3 separate regions of the Mus musculus genome follow, and all the other regions are linked to region 1. A link is a loop called in an ENCODE intact Hi-C map of the cell type or tissue named here. Cell type or tissue: heart. All regions are shown on one strand. Region 1 holds the start of Med23 (mediator complex subunit 23). Region 2 has its middle 36 kb from the start of Gm15270. Region 3 overlaps Enpp3 (ectonucleotide pyrophosphatase/phosphodiesterase 3).

Evidence for each region. Hi-C counts contacts between places; a loop is a spot of excess contacts. Peaks named below come from ENCODE experiments on the same cell type or tissue, not always from the same donor. Only the 100,000 strongest peaks of a DNase experiment are listed, where the experiment ranks them.
Region 2: it touches region 1 in a loop (2.7-fold over the local background); 3 of 42 quality-filtered maps call a loop at or near these places.
Region 3: a loop joins it to region 1, with 6 times the contacts of the local background. A loop is called at or near these places in 6 of 42 quality-filtered maps.

Annotation. Positions count from the first base shown.
Region 1 is chr10:24,866,633-24,874,632 of GRCm38, forward strand. Med23 (mediator complex subunit 23) reads left to right here and starts at 3,354. Exons shown (of 30, transcript NM_001166416.1): 1 at 3,354-3,514; 2 at 3,822-3,853; 3 at 4,032-4,119; 4 at 6,841-6,965; 5 at 7,938-8,000. The coding sequence starts at 3,467. In heart, CTCF peaks have their summits at 3,206 (motif pointing right) and 7,182 (motif pointing right); a DNase peak (open chromatin) is centred at 3,289; H3K4me3 peaks cover 1,368 bases; H3K27ac peaks cover 887 bases.
Region 2 is chr10:24,627,791-24,635,790 of GRCm38, forward strand. No RefSeq gene overlaps it. Among named protein-coding and RNA genes, the nearest start is that of Gm15270, 36 kb to the left of the region's middle. In heart, CTCF peaks have their summits at 3,059 (motif pointing right) and 6,975 (motif pointing right); DNase peaks (open chromatin) are centred at 6,741 and 7,951; H3K27ac peaks cover 507 bases; H3K27me3 peaks cover 199 bases.
Region 3 is chr10:24,792,608-24,800,607 of GRCm38, forward strand. Enpp3 (ectonucleotide pyrophosphatase/phosphodiesterase 3) reads right to left here. Exons shown (of 25, transcript NM_134005.2): 12 at 6,551-6,659; 13 at 5,545-5,673; 14 at 5,152-5,183; 15 at 3,079-3,206; 16 at 978-1,044. Among named protein-coding and RNA genes, the nearest start is that of Enpp3, 40 kb to the right of the region's middle. In heart, a CTCF peak has its summit at 4,836 (motif pointing right); no DNase peak of the experiment used is centred here.

The sequences.
Region 1 (8,000 bases):
ACTATTTTTTACAAAGAGCTGCCTCGGACTACTGAGATGTCTCCATCCCAGACTACTGCTGGCAGTCCCTGTCATTGCATGCTGTCCCTAGTATTTTATATTAAGAAATATTGTTTAGCTGAGCAGTGGAGGTACACGCCTTTAATCCCAGAACTTGGGAGGCAGATGCAGGATTTCCAAGTTCGCGGCCAGCCTGGTCTACAGAGTGAGTTCCAGGACAGCCCGGGCTATACAGAGAAACCCTGTCTTAAAGAAAAAAAAGAAAGAAAGAAAGAAAGAAAGAAAGAAAGAAAGAAAGAAAGAAAGAAAGAAAATACTGTTTAATTTTCTGCTACCAGAAGTGACTACAGCAAAGCTTCTAGGAGACTGAGTCCCTGCTGAGTTATCACCTAGTTACTGGCTACATGAGAAAGATGCCCAGAAGAAATTCAGGAGGCTGTGACAGAGTGATTGTGCACAAATATCCGTGGTGCCAGGGATGAAGACTTATCAACTTGAATATTGCCCTGAATCCTTCAGTAAATCTCCACTGAGAAAAAACTGGATCCTTGGGTTTAACCCAGAAAATATTTTCCAGAAAAAACAAAGTATGAAGTAGAGTTGGGGTTTCTTTTAAACAGGGCCAAGGAGATGGCTCAGGGGTTCAGGCAAATGCTGGTGACCTGAACTCAATCCCTGGAACCCACAGTTGCCCCCTGACCTCACAGTTGACCCCTGACCTTGACACTCACACCGTGGCACTTGCACATACATATGTAAACAAATGTAAAAATTTATCTGTGAATTTATTGAGAATTTTATAGATGTATACAATGAAGTATGATCCGATTTATCCCCGTTTGCTGCTCCAATTCTCCTCGTATTGCCTCAGCATGCCCTCCTCCCAGCTTCATGCCTTATTTTGTTTACAACCCACTAGGTCTAGCTAGGGCTGCTTATACACACACAGATATAGTGCAACCAACTATAGTAGTGGTTCTCAACCTTCCCAAAACTGCAACCCTTCAATGCAGTTCTCTTTGTGGTGACCCCAACTATAGAATTATTTTGTTACTACTTTATAACTGTAATTTTGATACTGTTATAGACTATAAATATCTGATATATAGGATATCTGATTTGTTACCCCTGTTGGGGTCTCAACCTACAGGTTGAGAACCCCTGCACTAGAGCATAGACAACTCCATATCTTCAAAAATGAAAGAGTTTTCCGTCCCCCCAAACCACTACTTATATCTACCCAGTAAGGAGTAGGACCTGAAGATCATTTAGCCTATCTATGCCAGGATTTGCCTATTCAGTAAAGGGTGGGACCCGAACATCATTTAACCTGTTTATTCAAGAATATAGCTACTCAGTATGGGGTGGGACCTCAGGGCTAGTTAGCAAGTATACACCAGGATATTGGTATCTTCTCTGACTAAAGGCTGACATTACTACAAGTCTATAAGTGTAAGCCTACATATTTAGAAGGCAGTTTGACAAAATGAGCTCAAGACAAGCCTAGGAGCACATAAGACCTTATCACAGACCAGAAGACATGGGAAGAGGAAAAAAAAGGAGGAGAATATGGAGGAACAATAGCAACCTCAGCCACAAAAAGGAAAGACAACAAGAAAGCTGAAGATGTCCATCTACCAGCCAGGGAGACTGTCTGTCCTCCAGATTTGTATCAACATCAACATAAATCTCTATTATTTAAACTACACAGTCTTTCATATCATGTCCACAGCAAACAGAACACTGAATGTTAAGTCTTTCAGGCTACTCTTCAACTAGAAAATTAAACAGTTCATCTCAGTAGCTATGGTACAGTAAACAATGCTATATACAGTGATTGGATATCATTTACATTTGTTGGGAAGCTAAGTTTCTGCCAGACTATGACTGGAAAATCACCAGCTTCTTGCCCATAAGCTCTCAGGAAGCAGTGCCTGCTTCACTGTTAGAGCAGAGCAGCTTCAGTTGCCTGAAACCCACATGAGAGATGGGAGTGGGAATGTGTCTTTACTGGTAAACTGTTTGTCTAGCAAGCAGGAAGCCCTGAGTTCAATCCTAACCCAAACCCTAGCACACCTAACCCTAACCCCAGGTCCAATCTGAAACCTAACCCAACACTTCTTCCTGGCAGATAGTCTCAGGGGCGTCCCATCTCTCGCCATGAGAAATAGAAGGATCAAATATTCAAGGTCACTCTGCTACATAGTAAGTTCATGGTCAACTTGGGATACAAAATACCCTGTCTCAAAACTATAAAATAAAATGAAGACGCCATGGAAACTCAAGATGGTCCTTACACGATTCCCCAGAAGCCCCTCTAATTCTCCAACATTGTGTTAAATTTAAATATTTTATTGGGAGGGTACTACACTGGTATGCCTTTTTGTAAGTCATCTATGCTTGAGGTAGGAGTTCCTAGTAATGAGGGTACCCGAGTCACGTGCTTCTATAAGAAACTATAATAAGCTCATTGTTTTACCAAGCTGGATTTGAATGAGATTTTTTTTTTTTTGAGGCAGGGTTACTCTGTGTAGCCTTGGCTGTCCTGGAACTCACTTTGTAGACCAGGCTGGCCTTGAACTCAGAAATCCACCTGCCTCTGCCTCCCAAGTGCTGGGATTAAAGGCGTGCACCATCACCGCCCGGCAAGATCCTTTCTTTAATCTGTCAATGTCCTCTATTTAGGGTTTATAAACATTTATTTACATCTCCCCAAAGAGGGAAAAGTCCTGTGAGAACTTATCTCCAGTCATGAAAACCAATTAAAAAAATATGGACTTAAATACCAAAGCTAGAACAAAGTTTCTGGAAGAAAACATTGACGAATAGCCTTTGGATAGACAAAAATTTCTTCATACTAAGACAATAAAAAAAAAAGTTTTCAGAAATTTACCAGGATGATGGGAAAATTGTTTTAAAATGATGTACTTAGTACCGCCACTTATTTGCGAATTAACAATAAAGGGTTTATTCTTTTTTTTTTTTTCAACATTCAATAAACGATGACGACACGCCCATCACTGTGCTAGCAACTGAGGGTACCATAGTGAAGACATGGGTCCTATTGGGCAAGAATAACGTGGTATCAACTGCTTCACGAGGTCAGCTCTTGACAGTCACCCACTTGGTTCTGGCCACAGCCCTTGTGATTCGGATCTGCAAATGAAACTCCAAACAGGTCGCAGTTCCGGCTCCAGCCAGGAGAGGGTGGCCTTGCCCGGGATCAAGCAGCGCTGTCAGCTTACGGGGTCACCTCTACGAGCGGAACCAACAGGCTGAGATACAGATTTCAGAGGGGCTGGTAACGGGTAAGCACCGGGCGGGCTCATTCGCCTGGCACCGAAGGAAGTAACAGAGCAAGAGAGAGCGGCGGCTTCCTGCTGGTGGCTCCGCCCCTCCGCTCCATTCTTTCCCGACCCTGGCTCTCACCCGTCTGTCGCCGGGTTCCCCGGGAGCCCGGGGCTCGATGGTACCGATGGAGACGCAACTGCAGAGCATTTTCGAGGAGGTGGTGGTGAGTGCCACTGTCCGTAAGCCAGAGCCATGGCTCCGGGAAGTGCAGGCTGCGTGCGGCTCCAGGCTGCGGGCCTGGGCCAGCTCCTTTCCCGCCCCTATGTTGACATAGGCGTCTGAACCGGGGTGGCGGTCCCCCCATCCCCGGACTGCTGCCAGATCTAAGAAAGTGCTGTTAGTTCCCGCCGCGGTCCCCATAAAAGTGTCGTGCTCTATCTGTATTGCCCGGGAATATTTCTCTCGGGGACATCTCCCACCCCGCCCCCTTTTAGTAGTCAGATCGTTTACTAGTTTTTGTTTGTTTGCAGAAAACAGAAATTATAGAAGAGGCCTTCCCAGGGTGAGTATGTGGCAGGCAGATCTTTGTGTGTGTGTGTGTGTTTTTTTAATTGTTGTTTGTAGATTTATCTTTGTTAGATTCCACTTAAGTTGGTTTTGAGGAGTTAAAAAAAATCTACCTTGCAGGATGTGTACCTGTTTAAAACTAGCAGCAGATAATGTGATTTTTGTTTTTTCAGAATGTTTATGGATACCCCCGAGGATGAAAAAACAAAACTAATTAGCTGCTTGGCGGCCTTCCGGCAGTTTTGGAGTGGACTTTCTCAGGTGAGACATTTCATGTTGAACATCCACTTAATGACGTTTGACGCCTTCCTTTTTACTTTTTACATCTTCTTTGATCTTTTTCTTAAGATCGTTTAGGAAAGGGAAAAATAAGACTGCTGTCATTTTATGTAAATGTACTTACTGGAGAACCTGTGTTAAAAGTTCAAGGTAATAAGATTGCAGTGGGAAATGTTTTAAAAATTTCCTTCTATGTTATATTATGTAAGGTAGTTTTTATCCTCTTTGTATAAATTGGCTTTGAATGGAAACAGATATGCTAAACTTTTCTCGTAAAAGAAAAATGTCACTATTCAAAAAATGGCCCAGTATTTATAAATATGTCCTCATAAAGACACTGTGATAGAGTCCCCACTAGAGTAGTATTTCTCATGATGCACTGTAGACAGAGAAGTGAGCCGCTGGGCTTTCTGTGCCTGTGAGCTAGTATAAAATTTGCCACCCAGTTATGGATCCTAAAGGCAATATGTTCATGTTTTAAACTTTCTATTTTCAACAGGTCATGCTTTGACGTGAACCTGAAATATATAAGGCAAGCGTGACCAAGCTCCACACGCTGGCCGTCTTCCTGATCTAGCTCAGCCACCTGCCCTTCCTGTCTGAAGCCAGCATCCTAGTTTGTGTTCCCAGAACTGTTTAGCTATAAGACTGTCTCTCTGTGTCCTGAGTTCTAGGATTATAAAGCCATCTTCGTTCTTTTCTCTTTAAACAGTGCTGGGGTGTGGGGGGTGAACACAGGGCCTCACACACTGGTCTCCGAACATGTGAACATGTGTCCACATGCTAGGCACACAGTCGTCTCTGAACTACATCCTCAGGCTCACAATTATTATTACTATTATTATTTTCTGCTTTTTGAGTTCGAGACCACGCTGGCCTCGAACTCAGAAATCCACCTGCCTCTGCCTCCCAAGTGCTGGGATTAAAGGCGTGCGCCACCACCGCCCGGCTCAGAATTATTTTTATAGAATCACCATATACCATAGGTATTGGTCAGCAGTTAGCTCTGTACTTCTCACCATTAATAATAAGTTCTAAAGGTATTTCAAGGAATTTTTTGAGTTACAGTTTCTTTCTTACTTCTTATAGCGGTGTAGCATATTGTTATGTGTCCTTACCACCTATATTTATTAACTACCTTCTTGCTTTCAAATTTTTCTTTCTTTTTTTCCAGATAGAGTTTTGTTATGTAGCCCAGGTTAGACTTGAACTTTTAGTCTGCCTTCCTCTGCTTCCTGGTGTCATAGGATAGACCACCATGCTTAGCTAGATGTTTCTCTTCACTTTTTACTTACTTTGGGTGTGAGTGTGTGTGTGTGTGTGTGTGTGTGTGTTCAAGACAGGGTTTCTCTATATAGCCCTGGCTGTCCTGGAACTTTGTTGAACAGGCTGGCCTCAAACTCAGAAATCCGCCTGCCTCTGCCTCTCAAGAGCTGGAATAAAAGGTGTGCGTCACCACCGCCGGCCCACTACTTTTTTTTTTTTTTTTCGAGACAGGCTTTCTCTGTATAGCCCTGGCTGTCCTGGAACTCACTTTATAGACCAGGCTGGCCTTAAAGTCAGAAATCTGCCTGTCTCTGCCTCCCAAGTGCTGGGATTAAAGGCGTGTGCCACCACTGCCCGGCCGGCCCACTACTTTTAAGTAGTGTTACAGTAAGTAGTACTATTGATCAGGCATAGGATTGAATATTGGGCATAATATTGGTATAAATCAAAAGCTTTTTTTTTTGTCTTAGTTATGGAGGGGAGGTGTATAACACACATGATATAATCTCAGTGTAACGCAGATTTGCCTGGGATTTGATCTGTAGTCCAGATTGGCCGTGAACTCATGACCCTCCTGTCTCTATGTCCTCAGTACTGAGATATACGCATTCATAATCACCCCAGCAATTTATAATTTTAAGGAAATTACCTAATTATTTCTTATAAGGGTTATCTAGTTTACATTATCAATACCAACAACCAATATAATTTCCTGAAGGCATATAATAAAATAGTAATACTTTCTTATCCTTGTGTATCAAGCACTGGGAAATTTTATCTTGGTAAAATTTACTTTTTATCTTTCAATATTTAGCACATTTTATGCATTTTTAATTTTAAAATATTTGTTGGTCTTTTTATTTTAACTTTGTGTGTGTGTATGTGTGTTTGTGTGTGTGTGTATGTGTGTGACAGTACTTGTGTACAGGTCAGAGGACAACTTACAAGAGAGAGTCTCTACTATACGGACCCTGGGAATCAAACTCAGCAAGTGCCATGCCTGCTGCACCCCTGTCAGGCACATGGAATTGCTAAAGTCATTTCCTAAGGATTTAGTGATTTATGCTGTGGCCTTTCAAGATGTTTATATAGTGAGAGAGAAAGATACAAATACAATTGGCAATTCTAAATCAGATGATGGGTGGTGATCATCTGGAGGAGCAAGGTGTGTAGATCCTCCCAGGATGCTCTGGAAGGCAGGCTTCAGTGTGAGCATGGCTTTGGTATCAAGAGTTAACGTAGGGAAACTAGAAGTTCGATTTTTCTTTGGATTATGGTGGGCTCTGATTTGGGTTCATGGGGATTGGAGTCATTTAAATATTCACAGTGAAATATTTCATTTACAGTATTGATAGATTTTCAGGTATAATATTAGCATTTGTGTTACTTAGAAATTATGACTTCAGGCCCAAAATAAAAGTGTCTTCTAATTTTTAGGAGTCTCATGAACAGTGTGTTCAGTGGATTGTTAAATTTATTCATGGCCAACACAGCCCCAAAAGAATTTCTTTCCTCTATGACTGCTTAGCAATGGCAGTTGAGACTGGTCTCCTTCCACCCAGGTATGTTTGGGTGGGGATGAACGGTGGAAAGACCTTTGGTTATAAAGTTGCGGACTTGCTTTGAGGTTGTTATACAGAGACAAGAGATGGGAAGGGGCATGGAGCTCATATGTCAGTTGACTCATGAGGCAGGGCTTTTGTTTTAAATTTGTTTTGTTTTTATGTATATGCACTGTTAGTGATTGCCATGTATGTAGTGTTCCTGAGGAGGCCAGGAGAGGGCGCTAGACTCCCTGAACTGGGGCTGACAGTACAACAGCATTGTGAGCTGTGAAGTGTGGGTCGTCTCCAGCCTAGTGCTTGTTTTGTTTTCATAGTGTTTCATAATTATAGTTAGTGTGGCGAAGACTGAAATCCTTGCAAAGCTTCCCACACTCAGTCTACTGGGAACCTGTATTGGGGCTTTCATCCAGGTGTCTACTGGTGACTACACTGGTGACTACGGTGTCATCCTGGGACCTGGCTTGCTCCCAGGCTGGTAGAATTCAAAAGTTTGTAATAAGAAGTATAGTCAAGTAGCTTCGAGTCTTTGCCATAGCCTTAAGCCTGCTCAGATAACACAGCCCATCCCTCTACCTCTCTGAGGCATGTGTATCAGTGCCATGCTTCACAGAAGTATATGGGACTGCACTGCAGTCATCTTGACAAGAGTACAGTCTGCCACCACCTAGTAGATGATAAACATTACCAACAGCTTATGAGAGTGCTTTTTTTTTCCCTAGTAAATATCATTTAGTTCTACTCAATGTTTGAGCTTTCTTCTAAGTAAGAATTAGGAAGTATTTCATATACCTGGAATACTTTAACAGTATAGATTTAGAAAGCATGTTTGGCATGGCACTTTAACAGTATAGATTTAGAAAGCATGTTTGGCATGGCACTTATAATACTCAGCATCTACAGGTCATAGCCGTAGAGAATCTTTAGGATTCTCTCTTGTAACTGAATGTTCTTCCCCTCTCTCCCCCCCAGGATGGTTTGTGAATCTTTGATAAACTCTGACTCTCTTGAATGGGAAAGAACACAGCTTTGGGC
Region 2 (8,000 bases), 240 kb before region 1:
GGGTGTGTTTGTGGAATTCTGTAAGCGTAGAATACAAAGTTTAGTGACTATTTGAACTGGGCTGAGGCTGGTAAGACTATAAAGCAGCGGCCCATAAGGACTCTTAAGCGCTGGAGCAAAGGAGCCGCCCCGCTTCCCGCTTCCCAGTCTGCCTAGCCCAGCGGGGGCTGCCCCCATTCCTATAGCCCAGGGACCCAGCTTGCAATTGGTAGTGTCAGACGTGGCATGTAGCTTTGCCTTGGTTGTGAGATGATTTCATGGGGGGGGGGGGGGGAATTCCTTGGAGGCTCAGAGCAACTGGCCCAAACTCTCCTCCAGTTGGAGGCTCGAGCGCCCTCAGAAAGGACCCTGGCCGATGTCCCCGCAGAGCTGAGGTGCTGTTGTCAGGGCTAACTTGAAATCTCTTCCCGTGGTGCCCATCCTCTGACTCTATAGCACCAGCTTGGACAGGTTGAGGTCTCTGTGGCTTTGTTGAGGCTGCTTAAGCATTCTCACCACCATGTCCCTCTTCTGCATTAGCACTGCCTCCTGCTGCAATAATTTAATAAAGTCTTTGTAGTCACTCAGTCAAAAATAAAAAATAAAAATAAAAAACATAATGCTTCGTACAACTGCTAAAAAAAAAATGAGAACTTGGGTATATATTAAAGATAAATGTGCTGAAAACTCCAGACACTCGTAAAAGAAAGACTGGATCAGTTGTAATCACAGACTGATCGACAGAGTAAAAATTTTACCTCTCCCCTAACTGACACCCATGTCACTGCACTGGTGTAATTCTTTCTGTGGCGCTAGAGCAGTGATCTCAACTTTCCTCGGGCTGCAATCAGTTAACACAGTCCCTCATGCGGTGGCGACCTCCAACCTTCACAATCCATAACAATTTGCTACTGTTATGAATCTTAATGTAAATATTTGATATGTGACCGTGCCAAGGGTTGTAGCCCACCGGTTGAGAACCACTTCTCCAGCGACTTATTTTGTTTGTTGGTGGGCTCACTGGGGTTTGGGTATGTAAACAATTGTGACACCTATAAACTTAGTCTCATTTCTCCTTTCTGAGCCTGTATTATTTTATTTCCGTTTTCCTTATTCTACTGGCTCGGGCATATCGCACCATGTTTGAAGTGGCAGAGAGTTATCGGGACATAGACACTTTGCCTTGTTCCAGCTATAACCAGAATAGAAACCCCTGCTGCCCCTCGGTATGGGTGCCAACGAGCAGACAGGATCAGTGCTTCCCTCAGAGGGCTGGCAACCTGGTGGAGAAGCATGACTTTCTCCAGTAACAAGTTTTATAAGAAACCAGAACACCGACCATTCAGTCCTGCCTCTCTGGTCACGTTGCTCCTCTTGTCTTTGGATTCGTCATGCTGGTGGGTTTGTCCTTATTTCCTCTTGCCCGCCCTCCTTGTTATCACCCTTCCCTGTGTAGGGAGTTTTATACACCCAGGCCAGCCTTTGAGTCACCATTCTTCCCAACCATTATCTGAGTTACCTTTAGGTTAAAGATTAACTCCCGTCAGTTAACAATGTGCGCTTTCTGGGCAGCACACAGTGTGTGCGTCCAGATTCCTGCATACAGTGAGAAGTACAAATGGCCTCTCATGACTCAAGAGAGACAAGAGCCTCTATCCTTTTCAACAGTATGAAGTACAAGTGTGCTCATTTAGAGCTTAAAGTGTCCCCATCTGTCCCCTTCACTATCAAGGCTCAGCAGGATGTGTGCTTTGAGAAAGCCATCAGTGTCTTGGAGTCTGTGCAGATCGATAAAACAAAAGCATCCAAAACAGATATAAAAATGAATCGGCAAGCTTGGGAGGATTCACCCTCCTTGATTTTAACACTCAACATGAATGGAGGATATCCACAGCAGGACAGACAGATAAACAGACTGAGGAGTCAGAATAGATACTCCAATGTGAGTCCACAGAAATACACCCAGCTCTTCCTGACAAGGGCCTACAAGCAAGTCAGTACAAAGAGAACGCCATTTCGCCATGCAGTGGTCGAGTTATTAAGGGAGGAGTATGAACCTCAATCTAAACCTTACAGATGGTTCAAAATCTGACCCCAAACTGTAAAAGTTTTAGAAGATATTATAGATAAAAATCTTCAGGATCTAGACTTGATGAAAAATTATCTCATTGACTCAACATTATAATTCGTAGGAGAAAAAAATTAAAATAAAACCAAGTTAAAATTAACTAAAGTTTAAAGTATTTGTGATGGAAAAGATCCTATTATAAGAGTCTGAAAAAGAAGGCACATGGTGTGAGAATATATCTGCAACTACTGCAGCGCCGGATCTAGAATTTGAAAAAAAAAATCAGCATGTAACAAAAAAATTAAGTAATTTCCAGGAAGTATGCAAAAGATATAATAAGATATTTTTAAAAGAAGAATTTACAAATGGTAAATAGTCCCATTGAAATATATTCAACACCCGTAGGAAACTGTACAAATTTTGACTGCTATAAGATATCTATAAAAGCAAATGTGAAAAATACGTGGATTTAGAACAAGTGACCATATAAAGTATTACAGCTGCTGTGGGGAATAAAGACCCAGATACGCACTTACTGCGTAACAAAGCAACTCTCTTCATGGTCACTAAACACACAGAAATAAAAACATTTTGTTCACACAAAACCTGGGAACCCCATAGTTGTTCTATATGAAACAGATTAAAAACTAGAAATCTTCCACAAAATGCCCATCCGAGGGGAATGAGTAACCCGAGTTGTACATCACGTCAAGGACCTTATTTGCTGATATAAAGTAACATAAAGGGACTGGGCACAGGAAGGTGTGCCAAGTGGGGAACGCTTTCAAAAGGTTGCATTGTGTGTCTCTATGTACGTGGTGAGAGTTAGTGAAGGCTGGTGCGTTCATTTTAGTAAACAAAGGAATGGATGAGTGATTTCAGGGATGGGTGTAGGAGTTTGATGCTTATACGCAGAACATTTTGGTGAATGAAAATTCTTATCGTTTAGTAACAGGACAACTTACTGAAAGCGGTCTTGCTCCTACGATCCTTTTTCTTTAAGCAGAACAATTCCAAGACTGGCCAGCAGGGGGCGAACAATTCCTCAGCGCAGAGCGACCGCTGTTTAGTTTTTTCTGCAGCTCACATTCATTCTGCCCTGATGCTCTTACATGGGGGCGGTTTTTTACATTTCTTGTGATTTGTTTGTTTGTTTGTTTCATATTAGTAACAATCAAGCGTGTTTTCCATCTGTACCCAGGACTTAACATCCGTCATAGCAACGCAACCTTCCACATTCACTGTGATTTTTTTTAAGTGATGGTTTATAAATCAAAACATAAAATTCTAATTTTAACTAATTTGAAGCAAATTACATTTCAGTAGCATTAAATATATTATCATTGTTTAGGACAAGATATCAAAAAAAATTTCATCCTAGGCTGGGCATGGTGGCTCATACCTCTGATCAGAGCACTCACGAGGCAAGGATCTCTGTGAGTTCGAGGCCAGTCTTGTCTACAGCGTGAGTTCCAGGACATCTAGGCCTACATAGAGAACCCTGTCTCAAAAACAGAACAATGCTTTCATCCTATAAAGCACTGAATGACTGTTTATGCCCCGCCCCCTTTCCCTAACTCCAGGCAAACTCCATGCTACTGTCTGTGTCTGCAAATGTGACTTATTTAGATTCTCTCATCTGAGTATTCGGACCCACACCTTCCAAGTCTATCCAAGCAGGAACATGTAGGAGAAGGGCATCTCACTGTGTGTGTCCACGCGCCACCTTCTGTTCACGTATCAGTGGCTGCGATGAGTCCTGCTGCTGTCTATAGAGGAATATGGAATCAGCACACATACCGAAATGGCTTGGGTCTCTTTAAGGAACAAATACATGTACAGAAGCAGAGCCAGACCTGCTCGTTGTTATATCTGTGTGCTTCTCCAAATGCCAACTAGCCTAGGAATTACACCGAATCTACTTGAAAGATCTGCATGACGGACTCTGGCGGTGATGGGCAGCACCTGCCAACGCTGCGTGCTGGGTTTTAAGGTCACGATGTCGTAAAACTGTGGCAACTGACTCTGACTATAGGAGACTATAGTTAGTCTCCTTCACACAACTCAAGGGTTAGAGGGCAGAATACTTCCAAAGGGGCAGATTGTCTTACAAGGAAAAGGTGGGCACAAGAATGACGTAAACCACCACCACCCCTCTGGAGAAACCACATCAAAAGCTTCCGAAATACAGACGAGGCTCCAACTTATCTTGCCAATCTTCTTATAGAAGAAGAAAAGTATTCAGAGAGCATGAGGGGTGGTGGGTGTCCTACATGGGGATGGTAGGAGGGAGCGATGAAAAGGGAGAAAATTATGTAATTATATTTTAATTTCAAAAGATAAAAATTAAAGGGGGCTGGAGAGATGGCTCAGCTGTTAAGAGCACTAACTACTCTTCCAAAGGTCCTGAGTACAAATCCCAGCAACCACATGGTGGCTCACAACCACCCATAATGAGATCTGACTCCCTCTTCTGGTGTGTCTGAAGACAGCTACAGTATACTGACATATAATAATAAATAAATCTCTTTTTTAAAAAAAAAGTAAAAAGAGGGCTGGTGAGATGGTTAAGAGCACTGACTGCTCTTCTGGAGGTCATGAGTTCAAATTCTAGCAACCACATGGTGGCTCACAACCCCCTGTAATGAGAAACAAATAGAAACCTTTGGGTCTGGGGAGGGAGTGGGGAAGGGCGGAGCGAGGGGGAGGGGCAGAGCGAGTGAGGGGGGTGGGAGGGAATGGGGGCCAGAGCAAGAGGGAGAAGGGAAAGAGAGAAAAAGAAAAAGAGAAAGAAGCCGGGCGTGGTGGCGCACGCCTTTAATCCCAGCACTTGGGAGGCAGAGACAGGCGGATTTCTGAGTTCGAGGCCAGCCTGGTCTACAAAGTGAGTTCCAGGACAGCCAAGACTATACAGAGAAACCCTGTCTCGAAAAACCAAAAAAAAAAAAAAAAAAAAAAAGAAAAAGAGAAAGAAACAGGCTGTGGATTGTCACTCATCCATCCCCTCTTCTGACAGGTATGTGATAGAAATTGGTTATCTGATCTCACTAAGGCTACACAAGTCTCCGTTCTATTTTTTTGTCCCTGTTCTTTCTTTCTTCGGATAGGAGCATTTCTGGGTTAAAAACTTTGAGATGGGTGAGTGGCCCCATCCCTCAACCAGTGGCCATGCCTATCTACTGGAGGTGGTCTCCACAGGTTCTATCTCCCCCTTCTCTGCACATTTTGGCTAAAGTTATCCCCATTGGGTCCTGGTGGCTTCATGTTTCCCTGGTGTCTGGGACCCTCCAGTGGCTATCCCCAGTTCCTCATCCCCCCTGCTGTAGATTTTTGTTTGATTTCCTGACCCTCTGTACCTCTCTCAAATCTCCTCCAGTTCCTGATACTGTCGCCCTTATTTCCTTCCCCTCCTTTCTTCCTTCCCAGCCTCTCTCTTATTTGTGTTTTGAAACAAATTGTCAGCTCACCCTCAGAAAGCATCCAGCAGTTTGTGTAACAATCCCCAGGCTATGCCTGTTCAGGGTCCCACCTCCCTTGCCATGACTGAAACTTTACATTTTGCGTCTATTCTCGAGTGCCAAGCACAGAAAAATAGTTTTGTATTTTAAATGTGACTTCATAAATGAGTGAAAAGATTTTCCTGTGTTTGTTGACGTTTCTGTTTCCCATGAATATCATAGACCACATGTTCACTCCTCCGTCGAGAAGTAAAGTCTTTCTCGATCCATTCTGCTCTTTCTTTAGAGTGATTTTTCTGCTCCCGGTGCACCAAGAGCACATTCACTTCAAGATCTCTTCTGGGGATCTGAGGAGATGTCTCAGTAGGTAGATGCACTTGCTGTGAACACTGAAGGCCTTAGTTCAAATCACTAAAGCCTATGTAAAAATCCAGGCGCGTCCTTTTAATCCCCCACTGGCAGACAGGGAAAGCAGGTTACTGGGGATCACTGGCTGTCAACCTAGCTCTTAATAAAGTGAGAGAATCTTTCTTAAAGGACTGGGGACTGGAGCATCTTACATACATCACACATGCACACATGTGCACACACACTAAAATAAAATCGAAAATAAATTTACTTAGAAGGCATTATTCTGGTTTAGACGGAAACTTTGATGAGTGAACTTTAACGTGATAAATGTGATTTTAAGCAAACACTATGACATCTTGTTTAGAGGCTAAAGTTCCTCGCCATGGTTAGAATGAGAGTGTTCCAGTTACAGACTTATCAGGGAAGTCGTTTAGCACAAAAGCTTGTTTGGGTTTTTTTGTTGTTGTTGTTGGGGGGGGGGGGTTCGAGACAGGGTTTCTCTGTATAGCCCTGGCTGTCCTGGAGCTCACTTTGTAGACCAGGTTGGCCTCGAACTCAGAAACCCACCTGCCTCTGCCTCCCAGGGGTGCTAGGATTAAAGGCGTGCGCCACCACGCCCCGCTAGCACAAACATTTTAAAGGAAAGAAGCCGCCTGGCCTGCTGCGAGTGGGTGTAATAGGAGTTGTCAGCTGCACCATCACGTGATTCATCTCGAAGAAGCCTTTTGGTTCTGTCAGCTTTTCATGGGACAGCGACGGATAGGATGATTGTGGCGACACAGCACTGTTAGTTCTCTGAACCTGAGCCTAGTTTCATCCCATGACCTTGGATTTCACAGACAGGAAGTAGTGGGGAAATATTTCTCCTCCCTGGGAAGATACCCAGAAGCAGATGACAGCTGGCTTGTCCCAGCTGCTGTCTGGTTGCTGCTAGCTCTTTGCCTCTTTCCAGAAGGTCTGGTGTGACTCGGTGGGTGTGATAACCCAGGCACTTGCACACACGGCCACCTTTGTCAAGTGTGTGCAACTCTGCCAGCAGTGTGCTGCAGCTCTGTGGTGTGCTTTGTGTGAGAAGGCAAAGCCCAGTAAAGGCTTTTTTCCCTCCTCCATCAGAGGGCAGCAGGCTTTCTCCAGGGTGGAGTCACGGAACCAATTGTAAAAGGCCCTTGAAAGGCAACTTTACTCTTTTTAACTTAAAAAATATTCTGATTGTGCACCAGTACAGTATCTATAAATAAACTTCTTTTTAAAAGTAACCCACTAAAGCTGGAGCCGTGGAAGGCTTGCTTTTGAAATCCCAGCACATGGGAGGTAGAAGGGTCCTGAGTTTCTTCAGAGGAAATGAGGGCAGCCTGGGCTACAAGAGACCTTGACTCAAAAAAAAAAAAATAGTCAGAATTAAATGAATACAGAAATTGAAAATACCAACCGTATTTCCCGTGCAATTGTGCCCTAACCTTCCTGCAATGTGTGTGCCCTCAAGTGGATGTTTTGGTAGGAATGACCCAATGTTATCTGCTCACTGGGCATGCTTTGAAGGTCTGTCCTAGACAGAAATGGATGTAAAGTTTGTTTCTGCTTTTAGTAACTTGTGACTTTGGCAACATGACAATAAATATCTGAAAAATTATATGTCAATGTGAAAACATGCTTGTAACCACTGGGAAAAGTTTGCTGCACTACTGACCTACAGTCCCCGTGAAACAGAACACTTGCAGACCATAAACCTTATCAGCTCCGGGAACCAGTTCAAAGGCTATAGTCATATCAGGCTCAGCATAGAGTCCAGGCAGGGAAGTGTCTGTGGCCGGTCTGTCCTCGTCAGCATCTGTTGTCTTAGGAAGTTTGTGGTGATGACGTTCTCTTTAAGAAGAGATCATGGCAGATCCCTGGGCCCCTGTAGGAGCTAATAATCTTTTACACTGATAACCACATCACCCCGTGGTTTGTATGTGATGTCTTCCCCATAGGCTTGTATTTGAACACGTGGCCCCACCTCACGGTGCTGTTTGGGAAAGTCATGAAGCCTGCAGGAGAGACTGCGCTTGAACAGGGGGAAACATGGGGGCGGGCCTTGAGGTTTTGTAGCCTGATCCCTACTTCCTGTTTTCTCTCTCCTTCCTTACCGCCAGTGACAGCCTTCT
Region 3 (8,000 bases), 74 kb before region 1:
TTTCTCTGGCACCTCTTCACTACTTACGGGATAAAGGGACCCGAGTGTTCGATTCATATTTAATTAATCAATTCTAACTTGACATTATTTAACAGATCTCGTCATTTAAGACTGCAGACAACTAAAGCAACAGAGTTCTTTTTGGTTAATGGTGTAACCAAAACAATTGATTTTTCAAAAGGCAGGGAAATCAGGTTGAAGAAACCACAAGGCTTTGCTCTGGAGGAAGAGTGTGAGCTTAGCTTTCTATCATGGCTCCTCTCCACCATCCCTTTCCTGGGCTCCAGAGCTCCACAAACCCCGCCTGTCCTTCCTCACTATCGATCGCCAACTTCTATGTCTCCTTGCTTGTCGCTGTTCTCTCCACGGCTTCCTCAAGTAGAGATGCCCTGCACCGAGTACCTGGTCCTTCCCTGTGTCTGTACTGAACCCCCAGCACAGAGCCTTGTCTGTGTCTATGCCTGAGACTTGAGCTTTCATTTCCAGCATAGGCTCTGAGCTGCCATTCGACATCTCTTGTTTCACATTTAATATACACTTCAGACTTGTGGGCCCAGCTATCCTCTGGCTTTCTCCTTCCAATTCACAGCAGCCGTAGTTGAACACCTTCGGGTAGCTTGCCAAGGCTCTTTTGTTCCCAAGAAAGGATGAACTGCAAACAAGGGCCTCTGAGTTGGCTATTTCTTCTGCATGGGACACTCATTCTTCCTCAAGATTGGAAAAATTAATTGTTGCACCTTCAAATCTCTGCTTAAATGTCACCCTGGAATTTCCAGTTCTTTCACACTAGTTAAACTTGCATAGCACCCTCAAAGGCACCTACCCCGAAGCCTCCCCAGCAGCTCCTTACACTGTCCTGCTTTTCCTCTGTGCCCCACAGCCCTCCTCTCCATGCCAAAGCATGTATGCCTGCTGCCGCACAGTCCTTTCCTCTCTCACTGTTGACTTGTTTCTGTTTAAAAGCTGCAGTAATTTACCTCCATGCTCTTGAACTCATTGTTGTAGCCATGTGTTCCTCCACCACAATTGGAACTCCCTTTGCTCCTGCAAAAAGACAGCATTGCTATACACTGGTCTGCACATGAGACGTGAGATGTTATTCTAAGTCAAGCTTTAGATTTAGATTATATACTGATATGTATATGTATATCTATTTACATGCTCAGATTCACAACCATTGATAAACAGAAAACCAAAGAGGAGGACAAAGAGAACGAGACCTTTAGCTTTTACAAGGAGAATTCAAAGATGGCAAAGAAAGAACACTAATGTGAACGATTCAAAGGTTTCACCTTCAGGGTAGGTGGAAACGGCTCAGCGGATAGAGGCACTTGCCACCTAGCCTGAACTCAGGTTAGTCACCAACTCCTGAAAACTGTCTTCTGCCTCCACAAACATGCCATGGCCTATGTGTCCATACACACATAGACAAAAACAAACAAAACATGAAATACAATAGACAGTTTGTAAGATTTCATCTTCAAACTCACTTTTGTCCATCAAGCTCAATATGATTGAGAATTCAGTAATTTAGTAATAAGGCTTTGGTACCTGGGGAAATAGTAATTCCTGATCTATAGCAGAGAAGTCTAGAAGAATAATAAAAAACCCATGATCAGGCTGGAGAGATGGCTCAAAGGTTAAGAGCACTGACTGCTCTTCCAGAGGTCCTGAGTTCAATTCCCAGCAACCACATGGTGGCTCACAACCATATGTAATGGGATCAGATGCCCTCTTCTAGTGTGTGTCTGAAGAGAGCAATAGTATAATGTACTCATATACATAAAATAAATAAATAAATAAATCTTTTTAAAAAGTATTTATTTTATGTATGTGAGTACACTCTAGCTGTACAGATGGTTGTGAGCCATCATGTAGTTGCTGGGAATTGAACTCAGGACTTCTGCTAACTCCAACACTGCTCACTCTGGGCCCTGTTTGCTCTGGCCCAAAGATTTATTTATTGTTATTATGTAAGTATACGCACGCACACACACACACACACACACACACACACATATATATAATATATAATACATATATGTCGCATAACTAATATCATCATCCCCGAACTCCACCACTTCCCTGTGACTGCCATAACACTGAATACACTCTTCAGAGAGCAGTTTCTGTCATGATTTCAAGGCAGTAGAACCCACGAGTGATGACTGGGGCCTGCTCCTCCCATCCCGGAATCTCTTCTCTACCCTTACGTGCTTTGCAACTGTGCAGAGCTAAAGAAGCCCATCTTATATTACACAGGGCTCTTAGCAAGAGACATTTCCCAGCAAAGAAAGTGAGCCCACTACTTCTTACTTAGCTAGCAGGACTTGATTTCTACTCCTGGAGCCTTGTATAGTTGTGCCCCACTGCCCATGGTCGATCTTCTGGGCACAACACTCCTCGGAGCCCTCCCTGAATCTTCTGAACCCACGTAAAGAGCCATGCTCCCAGAAGTGTTCCCTGACGACACTTGTGTGACCCATCATTTTTGTATCCTTGAATCCTGTACTTGGGTCTAACAGCAGTTATGCTAATTTTACCTGCCTCGTCACACACCTCAGGTGAGTGCTTACATACCCCTGTTTATCATTTCTAGTTCTTAGACAGGTACCGGTGGGTACTTGACAGCTACCATTGTAACAGAAAAAAAGCTGACACTCGTGCTCCCCAAAAGTCGCTTTAAAAAGTCCTCAGTTACTGTTGTAGAAATAATTTATTTATCACAATGTAGGGGTTCTCCCCTGCCTCTGATCATTCAGTTCCTGGATAAAAAAACCACACAACTGGATGAAAGGCAACCTATGTCCAAATGCATTGCACACCGCACACACACAGTCAATTACAAAGTTTACTAAACAAAGGAAAAGCACTTGATAGGCAAAAGATTAGGTTTTTTTTTTTCCCAACACGAATATTACCAATAAAGAAGTGCTGAGTTAGCAGGAAGAAGCCAAAGAAATGTCAGGGTCAGAGAAGTTCACCCCTAACAACAGGGGATTCGGGGGTGGGGTGGGGGAGAGCTTAAGGAGCTCTCAGCCAGAGGTGTCTGCTGGGAGCCTATGGGGAGACACAAACCTGAAAGCCAGCCATTGCCGATCCACCATGAGATGAGCTTTGTCAATTCTGACATTTTTGGCGTAGTGCAGTCGTTTCGGCAAATCAGGGGTCAAGTAGGGTTTAAAGTGTTGGTCAGGTTTTCGACACTGAAAAAAAACATACAAGCATTTCTCCCACGGCACATCAAATACGCAGACTGCCTTTTAATATTTCAACATAAGGCAAGCACTTAAGCAAGTGTTAGAAGTAAGTGGACTCGGGCAGGAGCAGTGAAGGCTCAGCGGTGACGCGCACTGGCTGTGCCTGCCAAGGACCTGGGTTCAGTTCCCAGCTCCCGCATGGTGGCTCACAACCACCTATAACTCCATTCCAGGGGATCCCATACCCTCTTGTGGCTTCCTCAGGATCCTGCAAGCGCATGCGCAATCAACCCATTCAGGAACACATGCACATTAATTAAAAATAAGTCAATAAAATTTCAAAATAAGTAGCTTTAAGATTAGCTAATTAACTAGCAGTATTACCCTATTATCCACATGACCAAATATAGTAATCATAGTTATCATTACTACAGTCATTATGACAAAACTTAAATATTGATTGTTTGAGGTCTCTTTTATGTTTGTATTCATGGGTATTTATCTGAAATCTCCACAAATTTCTCCTCCCTTTTTTTAACTGGAAAATGAGGTATGTAGATTTAAAGTGAGATTTATATATTTTAGTAGACATATAAAATAGATTTATATATGTTAGTAGATATGGACACATATACAAATTAGTTTAATTATACCAAAAATTTAATCAAAAAGGTTGTCTAACCTTAAGCAGATTGAGTATATATATATATATATATATATATATATATATTCCTCTATTTGTGAAGAGTTCATGGATTCATCAAAAATAAGTAAAATTTTATGCAAAAAATTTCAATAATTGCTATTTTAAAACTTTAAAAGTGAAAACCACACTAGTATCTATTCGTGTAAAATAAAAATGAAGAGATGAGGAATAGTTACAAAGGAACTTTCATAAACTCAGGAGAAATAAAACGGGAGAAAATAAACATAAGCGAGAATGTGAGAACATGAAAATTCCTCTCAGTTTTGTTCTCACAGACGTCAAGCCCTAATACCCCATCTTTATGAGCATGCTTGTGTCACTATTCCCTGGTTGGTAGTGTGCAGAGAAAAATGAGGAACTTTGAGGTTTAACATAGAAACAAACTTTAAAAGAAATATCAGAATGGGAGAGTGAGGAGAAATCATCGACGAAAGAGGAGAGGAAGTGTCTATGGAACACTTCTGCCACTTTTTATTCACGCGTTTCCTCCGTGTGCAGCTGAGGCAGATCAAGAGAACCCTGGGATTAGCGTGCCTGCTTCAGAGGAAGCAAGGGCTTATTGTGTTTGAGACTTTGGTGCGAAGCCATCAGATCTAAGGTTTAAATGTGTCTCTCATCATCGTTAGCATTCTGTGGAGGCTCCAGTCCAATTCTGGCTGAGACTGCACTACTACATTTTCCCAGGGAATAGGGACCACTTGGAGAAAGCAGTCCTTTCTTCGTTCCCAGGCTGTGCAGCTCCACCCTCAGCCTGAAACGCAGCCTGCAGTGTGATGCTGTGGACAGGGAGTCTTGGCCAAAAGAACTTCAGCTGCGTACAACTCTTTAAGTGATGGAACACAGACAGTAAGTGGATTTTTGAGAGTCCAGGTGAAATTTTTTAGTGTGCCTCCCTGTGTGAACACAGCACGCATGCAGTTCACCAGTTCACCAGTAGGGGGAGAGGTTGCTTACACGTGAAGGATTTCAGTGCTAGCATCTCATTGAATTTACAATAGGTTCCGGGTGACATTGACCACTGTGTTTCTTTATCCTGATAGTTTGCTCCATCTTCCAGGGTTTGTTTTTTTTTCTGACTTCTGGCCACCCATACTTACAACAATTTAGTGTCATTCCTAGCAATAATAAACTCATAAATTCTAAGCAATAGGAATATATTTGCCACTGTACTTTAAATACAATATTAATACATTAATAGATCTTAAACATAGAAATATGTCGTAAAATGTTCTAAAATGGACTTACACTGAGGTTCCTGACAATCTCTTCAGAATTAACTGTTTCAAAACAAAAAGACAAATCACATTACACATAAATCACACCAAAAAAAAAAGTGCATAGTTATAGCAGCTTTGACCCACACGTTTATTTACCAATAATTGTCATCTTGAATAATTGAATAAAAATTATTTAAGTCAGGAAATTACTTTAGAATTAGAGCCTGGAATACAGTATAGTTTTTGCCCAGCAGTTTGAGAGAGCAGCACAGAGCATGTATTCTGAAACTCGGGATGTCTCAAGAGCTTCTGTGTGGTTTCTCCAAAAAGCCAAAAAGGAGGCTATGGTCTCAACATGCTCTCGGAATGTGGTAGCATCGGCTACTTTTTCAACGTTTCCTCCTTTCTCCTTCATACTTACATGTAAAGAAGTCCTGAGGTATATTACGAGTCCTGATTCGAGGAGCAGGTCCTTGATACATATAGAAGTTTATTTTAGGAAAATAATCTGTCATGTATTCCACTCTATCACAGGAGGTCTGGTCCATTCCTGAATAAAAATAAAATAAAATAAAATAAAGTAAAAACCTCGTTGGATGTAGATAAAGGATAACATTTGGTATTGTCAGATATTTTATGTTACACATCTCAGACACAGGCAAACTGAAAATCCATACAATTTAATTCATTATTATTATTATTATTCTTTAAATGGTAGAACTTGAAAATGGAGGTAGTGGATGAGAAGAGCCATGTTCATGGAGTGAGACTCAGCAGGGAGCACAGATGATCATTCATTTAATACCAATAAATTAAAGGATCCGAAACAGCAGGCAAAGATATAGGAAATCATTTTAAAGACTTTACACACATAAGGCAGTGGGAATCGATGGGGCAAGGTTCATGTGTGTGAATGCACGGCCTGCCTGCAGGAAGGGGGTGTGCCTTACTGCACTATTTAGTACAAGAGTTCACCTCGAGCTGGGAAACAAGAGGCTAGGGGGCTTCTGTAGACAAGAACGATGCTAAGCGCACACCTGTCCACAGGAGCTTGGTAAGGCTCGCACATGCAGGGAAGTGCAGTTGCCCGAAAGAAAGCACAGCCAACTGCTGCAAAGAAGTCACTGCTGAAAGGCAGCCTGAAGAAGCACTTTGAAGCCCCAGTGGACCACATTTTTGTGAGCTACTATTAACTATTTCACAGGAAAAAAAAAAAGCACGTGGACAGATATTCAGGACTATTAAATAATTAAAGTGGAAACTTTAGACCCCCCCCCCATTATCTAACACAAAATCCATTCTTTGTGTCTTCAGTAGCATCTATATCTAGACATTCAGATATTTAAAATAGCACTGCTACTTTTGCATTATCTTTGGAGGGAAAATAGAATCGATGATTAAAATGTAGTTTTAAAAACCCACCGTACCATGATCAGCCAGAACGATTATATTGACACAGTTGTGTAAATTCCTCTGTTTCAGACCCTCCATCAACATTCCAAAGGCATTGTCAACTGACTGCAAGGCTTTAATTACCTAAGAGAGAAGGAACTGAGGGTTAAAACTGTCATTTCAGGTTGTTTAAGCTCACTGAATAATTACCCAATCAGGCAAAAAAACAAAAACAAACAAACAAACAAACAAAACAAAACAAACAAAAAAAAACCAAACAAAGAAAAAACATTTTCAGATAGCTTGTTAACATTAACAAAGAAAATCAAATTGTAAAGTCAACCATTCATACTACACAGCCATGGTTTTGTATGTAAGCATCTCACCCTTTCTGGGTAAAAACAAGAGCACAGGAAGCTAACAGAGATATATCAAGTTATATAAACAATGCTTGTCTCTGACTAGTGAATTGGGGTTCATTTCCATTTAACTGTTTATAAGTCTCTGTGTTTCATGATTTTTCTCTACTTTATCAATATTATACATTGAAATGACCTAAAGTTTGCTGAAATTTCAAAGTTGTAGTTTTTCAGGGTGTTCTTAGTGACATGGTGAATATCACAGTCAAGGGTTAGAGCAATGTGTTGTCTCTCTTACTGTTACTGCAACTATTTGTTATCTTTGTTTTCTTCTTTAGAGGCAGAATTTTACAAATCAGGTAGAACTAAAGACATCAGTGTATTATCATATGAAATCTTCAGAGAACCCAGTCCTGGGTGTGGCTTGTGCAGTTGGAATGTCCTCTTGTAAAGGCTTAGCAAGCCAAGGGCCCCACACTTACTTACTAAGAGACAAAGAATGGAACCCAACCCATGACCTTTCTTAGACTAATCTATCACTAAGTCCAAGACTCTCACCTGACTCTTGGTCTCAGAGTGTTACAGTCGAGTCTGTCCACCCTGTCGTATGTACCAGTGTCCCATTCCCCATCGCCATTCTATCCTACCCTCCCAAGCACACCAAGAGTCAGTTCTGCTCTTCTCTTCCCCCAGCACCTGATACCTTGCAGCCACTGGACATCCCGTGGTGAGAACCATATGTCCTAACTCACCACACTGCTAACCAGCCTTGGCATCTTTTAGGAGTTTATAGTCCACGGAAGGAGAAAGCAAGCAGCATTGGGAATGATACTATGAAAAGGATAGAGTAGTTATGGTATGGTTTGGATGGAGAAAGCTCAGCTTCTCTTTGCACTGCAGACAGACACAGGGCACTGGGAGCTTCCAAGGATCCTGCTGCCTGGAAGCTCTACACAGGAATACTTTCCCAAAGGCCCACCATTCCCTCAGATGAAACCTTCCTCCCTATGATTCTCTACAGTGGTGCTCTCCCAGGCTCTGAGCATTGTCAGCACTGAAGCCCGTCTGTGTCTAATGTGCTTTCCAGGATGACTTGGTCCCCTCCTGACTTTGTATTCTACTGAAG